Regions from separate parts of the Homo sapiens genome. Here region 2 is linked to region 1. A link is a loop called in an ENCODE intact Hi-C map of the cell type or tissue named here. Cell type or tissue: K562. All regions are shown on one strand. Each heading gives the region's core, and the rest is flanking DNA. Links, peaks and the distances in the headings are about the cores only.

Evidence for each region. A loop is a pair of places that touch in the nucleus more often than their neighbours do. Peaks named below come from ENCODE experiments on the same cell type or tissue, not always from the same donor. Only the 100,000 strongest peaks of a DNase experiment are listed, where the experiment ranks them.
Region 2: it touches region 1 in a loop (6-fold over the local background); 3 of 110 quality-filtered maps call a loop at or near these places.

Annotation. Positions count from the first base shown.
Region 1 is chr10:42,642,308-42,647,692 of GRCh38, forward strand. It overlaps LOC105378268 (a long non-coding RNA gene), which reads left to right. Exons shown (of 2, transcript XR_945898.3): 2 at 2,686-3,235. Among named protein-coding and RNA genes, the nearest start is that of ZNF33B, 6.4 kb to the left of the region's middle. In K562, for the core only: a CTCF peak has its summit at 2,868; DNase peaks (open chromatin) are centred at 2,887 and 4,964; H3K4me3 peaks cover 1,525 bases.
Region 2 is chr10:42,694,647-42,700,031 of GRCh38, forward strand. It overlaps LINC02632 (long intergenic non-protein coding RNA 2632), which reads left to right and starts at 1,389. Exons shown (of 4, transcript NR_184025.1): 1 at 1,389-1,565. It also overlaps the pseudogene CUBNP1. In K562, for the core only: no CTCF peak of the experiment used is centred there; no DNase peak of the experiment used is centred there.

The sequences.
Region 1 (5,385 bases), core at 323-5,322:
GATATAGACTGATATTTTGACATGTGTATAAAATGTATAATGATCAAATCAGGTTAATTAGCATATCCCTCACCTCAGACATTTGTGTGTGTGTTGTAAGCATTCAAAATCCTCTCTTCTAGCTTTTTGAAAATACACAATAAATTACAGTCAATTATATTTATCCTACAGGGCTGTGGAACACCAGAGCTCATTTCTTCTATCTAGCTGTAATTTTGTATTCATATACCAACCTTTCCCCATCCTGCCCTCCCCACTACCCCCTCACCCTCTAATGCCCATAATTCTACTCACTACTTCTATGAGCCCCAATTTTTTTAGCTCCCAAATATAAGTGAAAATGTGCAGTAATTATCTTTCTGTGTCTGACTTATTTCACTTAATGACATCCAGGCCTATCCATGTTGTGGCAAATGACAGGATTTCATTTTTATAGCAGAGTAATATTCCACTGTGTTTATATACCAGATTTTCTTTTTCCATTGATGTGTTGGTGGACGTTTAGGTTGATATTATATTTTGGCTATTGTGAATAGTGTTGCTATAAACACAGGAGTGCAGGTATCCCTTTGATATATGGATTTCCCTTCCTTTGGATATGTGCCCAGCAGTGTGATTGTTGGATTGTATGGTAGTTCCGTTTTATTTTTTAAGAAACCTCCACACTGTTTTATATAGTGGTTGTACCAATTTACATTCCCACCAACAGTGTCTAAGAGTTCCCTTTTCTATGCATCCTTACCAGCACTTATTTATTTTTCTTATAATAGACATTCTAACTAGGGTGAGATGATGCCTCATTGTGATTTTGATTGGCATTTCCCTGATGATTAGTGATGCTGGACATTTTTCATACATTTGTTAGCCATTTGTATGTCTTCTTTTAAGAAATAATTATTCAGATCCTTTGCCTGCATTTTAATCAGATTACTTTTGTTTTTGTTTTTGCCATCGAGTTGTTTGAGTTATTTGTATATTCAGGATATTTGTCCCTTTTGGATAAATAGTTTGCAAGTATTCCCTACCATTCTACAAGTTGTCTCTTCACTTCCATAATTGTTTCCTTTGCTGTGCAGCTTTTTAGTTTAATACAGTCCCACTTCTTTTTGTTGTTGTTGTCTGTGCTTTTGTTTGTTTGTTTATTTTGAGACAGAGTCTCACCCTGTTGCACAGGCTGGAGTGCAGTGGTGTGATTATAGCTCACTGTAGCCTCTACCTCCTGGGCTCAAGTGATCCTCCTGCCTCAGCCTCCCGAGCAGCTGGGATTACAGGTGCCCACCAGCATGCCTGGCTAAATTCTGTATTTGTAGTAGAGATGGGGATTCACCATGTTGCCCAGGCTGGTCTCGAACTCCTGTGCTCAAGAATCTGCCCACCTCACCCTCCCAAAGTGCTAGGATTACAGGTGTACACCACTATGCCTGGCCTGTCTGTGCTTTTTTTTTTTTTTTTTTTTTTTTTTTGAGATGGAGTCTCACTGTGTTGCCAGGCTGGAGTGCATTGGCTTCAACCTGGCTCACTGCAATCTCTGCCTCCTGGGTTCAAGCAATTCTCCTGCCTCAGCCTCCCAAGTAGCTGGGATTACAAGTGTGCACCACCACACCCAGCTAATTTGTGTGTGTGTGTGTATTTTTAGTAGAGATGGGTTTTCACCATGTTGGCCTCAATCTCCTGACCTTGTGATCCACCCACCTTGGCCTCCCAAAGTACTAGGAGTGCATCACCATGCCTGGCCCTGTCTGTGCTTTCTAAGTCTTAGTCATAAAACTTTTGCCTAGGCCAATGCCCTGAAGAGTTTGCTCTAGGTTTTCTTCTAGTATGTTTACAGTTTTGGTCTTATGTTTAAGTCTTTAATCCATTTTGAGTTGATTTTTGTATACGGTGACAGGTAGGGATCAAGTTTTGTCCTTCTGCATATGGATATCCAGTTTTCCCAGCACAATTTATTGAACAGGTGGCCCTTTACACAATGTACGTTCTTGGCATTTTAATTAAACGTTAAAGGACTTATAATATTATAATTCCACTTATATGACTTTGTAATAATAAATTATTGTTGATATATGTGCAAGTATATTTAAATCAATCAGAGTTCAAATGGTAACAGAGAGATCACTCAAGTATTACAACTGAGAGAATTTGATGAAGATTATTTAAAGCAGGTGTTTTAATGGTAAAAATGAACACTGAGCTAACACAGGATGACAACATCAGGTAGCAGCTACCTGTCTAGGGCTGGGAAACAATGGAAAAGATTAAGGTTCTCGGAACCTAGAAACTCACAAGAGTGGCCCCAGAGAGCTAGAATTAGACAAGACAGCGGAGGCAGGGGCAGTGCCAGGATCATGCTGGTACCTCAGGTATTCAGAGAAGAGCTTTGCAGAACTGGAATTCAGATGCTGTCCAGTTGCTAACTGAACTTTCAGGAAGGCATGTTGAAGCACATTGTGTTCACCTCTGAAAGTCGTTACTGTCCAGCTGGTGCTAGTAGCCAGAGTGGGATCAATGTGGAGAGTTCTGGGAGAGCTAAAAGAAGCTGGAGGGTGATCAACATGTTCTGGAATTAGATAGTGGTGATGGTTGTGTAACTTTGTGACTATAATTATTGAATTACACACTTTTAAAGGAGTAAATTTTGTATGTAAATTGTATGCCAATGTTACAAATACTTTTTTTTTTTTTTAGACGGAGTCTAGCTCTGTCACCAGGCTGGAGCACAGTGGCATGATCTCGACTCACTGCAACCTCCACTGAAGAAGGAATTCATGAATTTTACAAGTATAATCAAAGACCACCAAGAAATTTTTACTTTTTCCTTCAAAAGCTAAGTGTAGTGTAGCACCCCCTGCCCATAGTCTAAGTTACAGAAGAATACTAACTGCCTGTTTTTCTTTCTGTGTTGTGAGCCTTATCTGTTCTCACCAGTTTCACATTCCTTGAGGCTCAGTGAGTTCCTGCGCACCTCCCTAGCACAGCTGCAAAGTTACAAGGTTGATATGCATATGTTACAGAAACATAGTTTCCCAAGGATGTGGAACATGTAGTATAGATAAATGTAAAAGACTGATCAACTGCCTTTGTTCTCGCTTGTGTAAGTAGACTTCATGAATCACATAGCTCCCGGCCACTGACTGCTTAAAAGGTGGCTGCATTCTTTCTCCAGGGCTCAGACTTTCCTGGACGCTAGTCCTACTGAGCCAGGTGATCCCCTTAATAAAGGCTTTCCTGAACTCTCTTCAGTCTCTCCCGTCTCTGATTGTCCCATAACATTTCTGGGGGCCTGTCTGGGATTGGAGATGGCAGGTTTCTGTCTCCTTTGCCTGTGGGCTAAAGCCACAGGACGCGGGAGATTTGGGAACTTTGGTGCCACTGGGGAAGACTTAGCCCAGAAGGAGAACGGCTCCCATGTATTGGAGCCTCGCCCTGACAGCGCAAACGGAACCGACTCAGGAGTTGCAGGACAGTCACAGGAGCAGTGCGCTGGCAGACTACTGAACCGCCATAAGGTTGGGCCCTGGAAAAGCCCATCCCATAAGGACAGAAGGGGAGCTTGATTACCTTCCCCGGAACGATCACTTATCCAACCCAGAGTGGCTGGGGGCAGCAGGAGTGGCCTGCCAATTTGGATGAATCTCGTGTCCCCACACAAGCAAAAGTGGTTCACTGGATCTGGAGACAGAAACTGGGAGTGTTTTGGTGTGTGTGAACCTACTCGGGACATAAAGAAGGCTTCTTTCATCTGATCAGTCCTGGGGTAGGAGTGGTTTGTGTATGTGTGTGAATGTGGAAGCCTAACTAAGCTCACTCGGGACATGAGAGAGGCTTGTTTCATCCGATGAGGAGTCCTGGGGCAGGGGAGGTGTGTGAAAGTGTGTGAAAGAGGTGGTCTCGGAGAAGCCAACACGGGGAGTGATGTGGGGAGTTGCAGATCTTAGTGCAGACTGTGTCCCTCAAGGTGAGTGTGGGACAAGCCAGACCTAGGTCACTGCATAAGACCGACAAGATTCACTTCATGGTAGCTTCACAGCAGTAGTTGGCTGTGACCTGGCCAAGCAGCATCCAAACCTCCTGTAATAGGACCCTGTCTGGTGCATCCAAGAGTGAAAGTGAGAGTGAAAGTGTGCCACGAGGGAGGCAATAGGAGGAAAAGTATTGAAGCCAACTCCATTAGAACATATGTTGAAGAACTTTAAGAAAGGCTCTGATGGTGATTATGGAATGAAGTTAACACCGCAGAGGCTAAGAACACTTTGTGAAATTGACTGCCTCTCCTTCAACATAGGGAGGGCGGCCAAGGGAACCATAGATAGGGAAATAATTGGCCGAGTATTTAGGGTGGTCACTGGGGTTGGAGAACAGCCTGGACAACCTGATCAGTTCCCATACATAGACTCCTAGCTGAGCGTGATTCAAACCCATCTGAAATGGCTACAGGCCTGTTTTGAAAATTATTGTAAGACTCTGGTGGCTCGTACAAAACAAGGAACCATAGAAAAGACCCACAAAGTGTAGGCCCAGGAGAAAGAACAGCAAGGAAAACAGGAAAAACCTGTCCTACAGGCCCCACTAGAAGAGCTAGAGACTCCATCCCCTTATGTTCCAATTTATCCGCCTCTGGCAAGGCTTAGGCAGGAAGTCACTCCAGCAGCTGCCTGTGGAGGGTCAGACTCAGAGGAGAGTACCCTTCAAACTTCACCACATAGGGAAGAGCCAGGGTCACTGCCCGATAATTCAAAGGAGGAACTCCAGTATGACGGCCATCTCCGGTCAGGACACGCCCGAGCTTTGCAGATGCCATTCAGAGAACCTAGGGGACAGATCTATTTAGATGCACAAAATGAGGTTCAAGGAGGAGAACGGCTTTATGTTTATCAGCCCTTCTCTACTACAGATATTTTCAACTGGAAACAGCATACTCCCTCCTATACAGAAAAACCCCAGGCTCTTATCGACCTGATGCAGTCCATCTTCTTAACTCACAACCCAACCTGGGCTGACTGCAAGCAGTTCCTTCTGTCACTGTTCAATACAGAAAAACACTGCAGAGTAATACAAGTGGCTTATCAGTGACTAGAAAGCAATGCTCCAGTAGGCACAGGAGATGTCAGAAAGTATGCTCAGCAGGCTTTGCCAATAGAAACTGACCCAGGCTGGGACCCAAATCAGGCCTAAGGGCTGCTGAACTTGCTGAGATACCAAGGGGCTCTGATACAAGGAATAAAAGCTGGAGGGAAAAAGGCAACAAACACTGGAAAGGTTTCAGAGGTCCATCAGAAACCAGATGAAAGTACCAGTGAGTTCTATGAGAAGCTTTGTGAGGCTTACCGGCTCTACACACCTTTTGACCCAGAAGTGGCAGGGAATCAGTGCATGGTTAATGCGGCA
Region 2 (5,385 bases), core at 261-5,260, 52 kb after region 1:
TAGAGGAACAGTAACTAAAACATCAACATTACTGCTTTGATTTGTTTTTCTAGATGCAATCAGGATTATGGGTAAAAGGCATGCAAATTATGGAAGTTTCTGCACGTTTATAGAGGAAACATGTGCAAAAGTCGACAACTTCTCTATTTTCCTGTTGGTGTAGATTAGGTGGCTGGGGTTTGGCTCTGTATCAATATGTCCAAATATTGAAGCCTACTGCTCATTAATATTTAATTTAAAGGAATACCCAAATATAATGGTGGCAGGTCCTAATGGCTTGATAGCAATTCTCCACTTGATCTAATAATTTAATTTAAATCAAACAGATAATAAGACATTGACCTACCAATGAATTTGCCCCCTTTTAATAAAGGAACAGATGCTTCTTGTACCAATGAAATAACTTAGTGTTTTTTTTTAATATTCACTCCCACTTCTAAATTTTAAAACCCTTAGATAATAGCACCAATCCAGGAAATAGGAGGATATTTACAATTAGAGGCCATATCTTGCTTAATTTTGGAATATTCTATATCAAATCAAACCTCCCATTTATTTTCGCTGGAAATATGTGTGTGAATAGATGACCAGAAACAGTAAAGCCTGTTCTGTCCCAAGCAAAATTAATTACTCTCCGAGACTAAGTTACCTTCTAGGAGGTAGATGGTTTCTTTCAGCACCAAATAATTGACCAAGGACTACGGAACAGGTCACCAATCCTTTGGGTAACATGACTGAAACTGTGCAAGAAGCTCATCTAATGGCATTAAAAGTTTACCACAGCAGTTTCTTCCTGAAATCAGAAAGCTTTTTTCTGTCTGCAGTAAGTTTTTGATCTGCTTATATGTGTTTGTCTTATGTCAAATATTCCAAGTGAACTTTGATCACTAAAGGGAAAATGGATGGCTCTGCTGACATTGGCAGTAGCTGGGGGGCATCTGCAGTGCACCTGATTAAAATGAAGTACATTTACAATATCCTACATTATCTGCATCTTCACCGGAGGTATAAGAAGCAGTGAAGCCTCCATATGGCCTAGATCCATCCGTGAAAAAAATGACTTTCATTGTGTTTCCTGAAGATTTAATCTCACTGCTTACATTCACACTACTACACAGTTTCTCTAGCTGGGGTAAGTTACTTCTAATGCTATTGAATACCTATTGGAAAAAGAGTTTAACCTTTAGACACACAATCCATCTTACTGCATATTTCCTAGGAGGTGATATTCCTAGCCCAGACCCACTTCCTTCTATGGGAACCCTGCCCTAAAATGAATGACCTAACAATGCAGGTTTCTAACCCAGTGCCACAAGCCACTATGTTACCCTGAACACATTTTGTGACCTCAGGGTGATTTCACTAGAATGAAAGTATTGCAGTAATGCCTTCCTGCCATGTGGTGACAGATTAAAAGCTGCTATACACTTTGGAACTGGAAACTGAGCTCCCAATATAAAGGAGATAAGCCATCATGCTTACAATATGTTGTGCAGAGCTCACTGGTGGGCAGTTTTTCTTAACAATGCATCAGGACTTTTGCTATTTGTAAAGGAAGCTTAAAGGTTAGTTTCTGATGATTTGATATATATAATAAAGCAGATATTTTTATTTTAATATTTATTTATTTATTTATTTATTGAGATGCGGTTTTGCTCTTGTTGCCCTGGCTGGAGTACAATGGCATGATCTCAGCTCAGCTCACTGCAACTTCTGCCTCCCAGGTTCAAGCGATTCTCCTGCCTCACCCTCCCAAGTAGCTGGGATTACAGGCATGCACCACTGTGCCCAGCTAATTTTGTATTTTTAGTAGAGACGGGGTTTCACCATGTTGGTCAGGCTGGTCTCGAACTCCTGACCTCAGGTGATCCACCTGCCTCGGCCTCCCAAAGTGCTGGGATTACAGGTGTAAGCCACCATGCCCAGCAAGCAGATATTTTTAAATACCTTGAAAAGTAATTTGAAAAATCAATCTCCATATGCAATTAAACATAATAGTTCTTTCCTCATTAGTTATGGATTCAAAGCTTCAATTTTCTCATTTGAATTTTTAAGAATGGATTATTATTGACTCCAAAATATTAAATAATAACTGTAGTCATTCACATAGTTACAATAATTGGCAAATTGTTCCAATGCTGTACAAAATAAAAAAAATTTAGATGAAATAACTAAACAATAATTCATTGATTGAGTGATTGATATTCCAGTGTTTAAAAGGATTTGAATGACTCAAGATTAGAAATAATGACTCAGACTATGGCACTAAAAGTTACGCAGTAGGAGAATGCACTCCACAACAAAACATGTCAGTTTTTAAAATTTACTATAATTAATTAAATTTAGCTCTCTGGGGACTTCTGGTCTAAAGTGTCTTCCAGCTCACGCGACCAGAAGAAGAGTTTGCTATCATTTACCGAGCAGACAAAAATGCCAGTCTTGCTCATCATCTACTTAGTCTGTCTTATCCAATCAGCACAACACCCTCCCAAGCAGATAACAGTATCCCTGTTTTCCAGATTAAGATACCAGAATTCAGAATGATGATGTAATTTGCTGAAGTTCAAATAATTACTAATAATAGAACTGGGATTCAGACAATCCCTCTGATTCCAAACCATGAAGCAGTGTATAAAGAAATAGATGAGGACAAATATTTCTATAATGCTGAAAACAGGAATGGGCATCACATTGCCAAAATCAAAAGGGATTAGAACCAACTGTAAGGTTAATGGGACATGTTGGAAACCATGATCAATGGCTGTTATCCTGCCTCTGAGTCTGCCTTTGGCGTAGAATCACAATGACTGAACATGTTATAGTCATCCATTTATCACATGGACTTCTGCTGTTAGAAGCAACCAGAATGCAATTCTCATCATTGTGCTCTAATCCCTTTTGTACTCAGAAACTACAACTCTCAGAATACAAATGGATGGGAAGTAGGCACGTGAGATTTAGGACAGGCTATAACATTTGCTATGAACAGGGACAAAATCAGATACAGGTCATATTGTAGGACACACCGGGTGGCATAGCTTTTCATTTTCTCTGTCTGTACAGAGAGTCAGATAGGCAAGTGGGTTTGGAGAAATTTTAGGCTCAGACCAGCTGGATAAGGCATTAGCCACGAAGCAGTGCAATGAAAGTTAAAGCTGCCTCTGCACCAGCAGATCTTCTTTCTTCTTTACTCTTTTTTTTTCTTCTCCTTCTTCTTTTCTCTTTCTCCCTCTCCTTCTCAATCTCCTCCTTCTTCTCTTTCTCCTTCTTCTTCTTATCCTTTTCCTCTTTTCTCCTTCTTCTTTTTTCTCCTTCCCTTCTCCCTCTGTCTCTTTCTCCCTCTCCTTCTCCCTCTTCTTCTTCTCCCCCTTCTTCTTCTCCCCCTTCTTCTTCTCCCCCTTCTTCTTCTCCCTCTTCTCCTCCTCCTTCTCATCCTCCTTCTCCTTCTTCTGCCTCTTTCGTCTTCTTCCTCTTTTTGGCAAGTTGTCAATCAAGTAGAGTGGCAGCAAAGGCAGACCCACATGCCCTTGTTTGGAGCAGAGTAAAGAGGAACCAAAATAAACATTGAACATATAAAAATATATTTCAGAAAAAGGAATGTGGACATTATACTAAAGATTCAGAAAAAAAATTAATTCCGAAAGTGATTCCTTGCTGGAGTTTTAACCTCCCCAAGAGAAAAGTCCTGTGGATATGACATTTGTAGATTTGTAGGTTTCCTTATTTAAAGAGTCAGGGCACCCTCATGCATACAGAGATGCCAGTCATCCTTTTGGCAATTCATTCTTAAATATGAATGAACAGCCAAGGATCAGCAGACATTTAGGGAACTGACTAATGTAAAAGGCAGAGACCAATATGAGTAAACGGGAGATAGGAACATGAAGAAAACTGACCCCAAATAAGCAACACAAAACTTCAAAATTACTATTAATATATTCTTGTATATATTAATATAGTAAACATGTAAAATATTTAAATATATATTTTTCAAAGAACGATGGTAAAATAAAGATAATTTCAGGTATATCATTTCTTTAAAAATGTATTGCCCTTGCCCATTTCCTTGGGGAGCTACAAGAGGGTATGCCTCACCAAAAGAGGAAATTAACCAAGAAAGGGACGTGCATAGCATCACAAAGCCAGCTTTCTAGCCCAAGAGCAGAATGAAAGAACTTGCAAATCTGCTGGCAAAGGGAAATTCTGAAATGACAGCTAGCATCAGGCTTGCAGCTGTGGACAAAGGCTCAAGGAAGGATATTACTGAGGAAAAGAAATGGAACTGATATGTTTTACTACAGAAGGTGAAGATGAACACCCAGGGTGGAAAGGGTGTGGAAGAATTAGTGATCAGTGCTTAAAACCCAAGAAAATGTAAAGAGGACACAATTATTATTATTCCTTGGGAAAACAAAAACAAATGTTGCCACAGTACACTACTTGGCTCAGTTGTGAATGGTGTTTATGTAATCATGGTAATGTCAACTAAATGACAATTTAAGCAAAAGCTGTGACATATGTATTTTGGGAGACATTTGGGAAAGTATATAAACTGTGCATACCCCATGTGCATTTGTGGTGGCAGAGGGCTAATTCTCATCTTCCAGAGTAGGATGTGGATAGATAATGTCCAAAAAAAGCAAGGAGTAGTAGAATAGGAATATTATATAGAAATAATGACATAAAACCCACCGGCAGTAGCTGCAAGAGTTATAAGTTGATAATTAAGGGATAGGGAGATGACAACTAAGATCTGCTTTGGAATTTGTGGTTGTGGCTATAACTTTTATCTTTATTTGAGTTCTAAAACTATGACTGTTCATATTCTGTTTCCTAAAGGACATGTGAATACTCTGCTTATAAAATTCCTAATAATCATTATATTCAGTATGATTTAAACTATGAAAATAATTTCAAAGGTAAAAAACAACTGCTCGCATATACATCAAAATTTTAGTAATAGATGAGTAGAATTAAAAATATCTTTATATTTTTTATTTTCTGAACTCTCCAAATATTGCTCAATAAGCATCCATTATATTTATTACCAGAAAAATAGACTAAAATTAGAATTCAAGTGGATTTATATCATATAATTACAGTACATAAAATATGCTTTGCCAAGAAGAGATGAGAAAATGCATCAAAATATGATATAGTGGGACTGGTTAGTATTTTTTCTACTTCATCTCTGTTTATATATATTCAATCAATAATAGGAAACAAAGTTTCTTTATAATAAACAACCTTAGTCCAAAATTTCCTGTCTCTCAAATAAAAGAAAACACACTTGGTTTCTTATTTTCAAGATCTGAAAGACAACTGTTCAGTCCTTCAGATATTAGAACTTGGAAATAAAATCTGAAGGTTGAAGGAGATCATTTT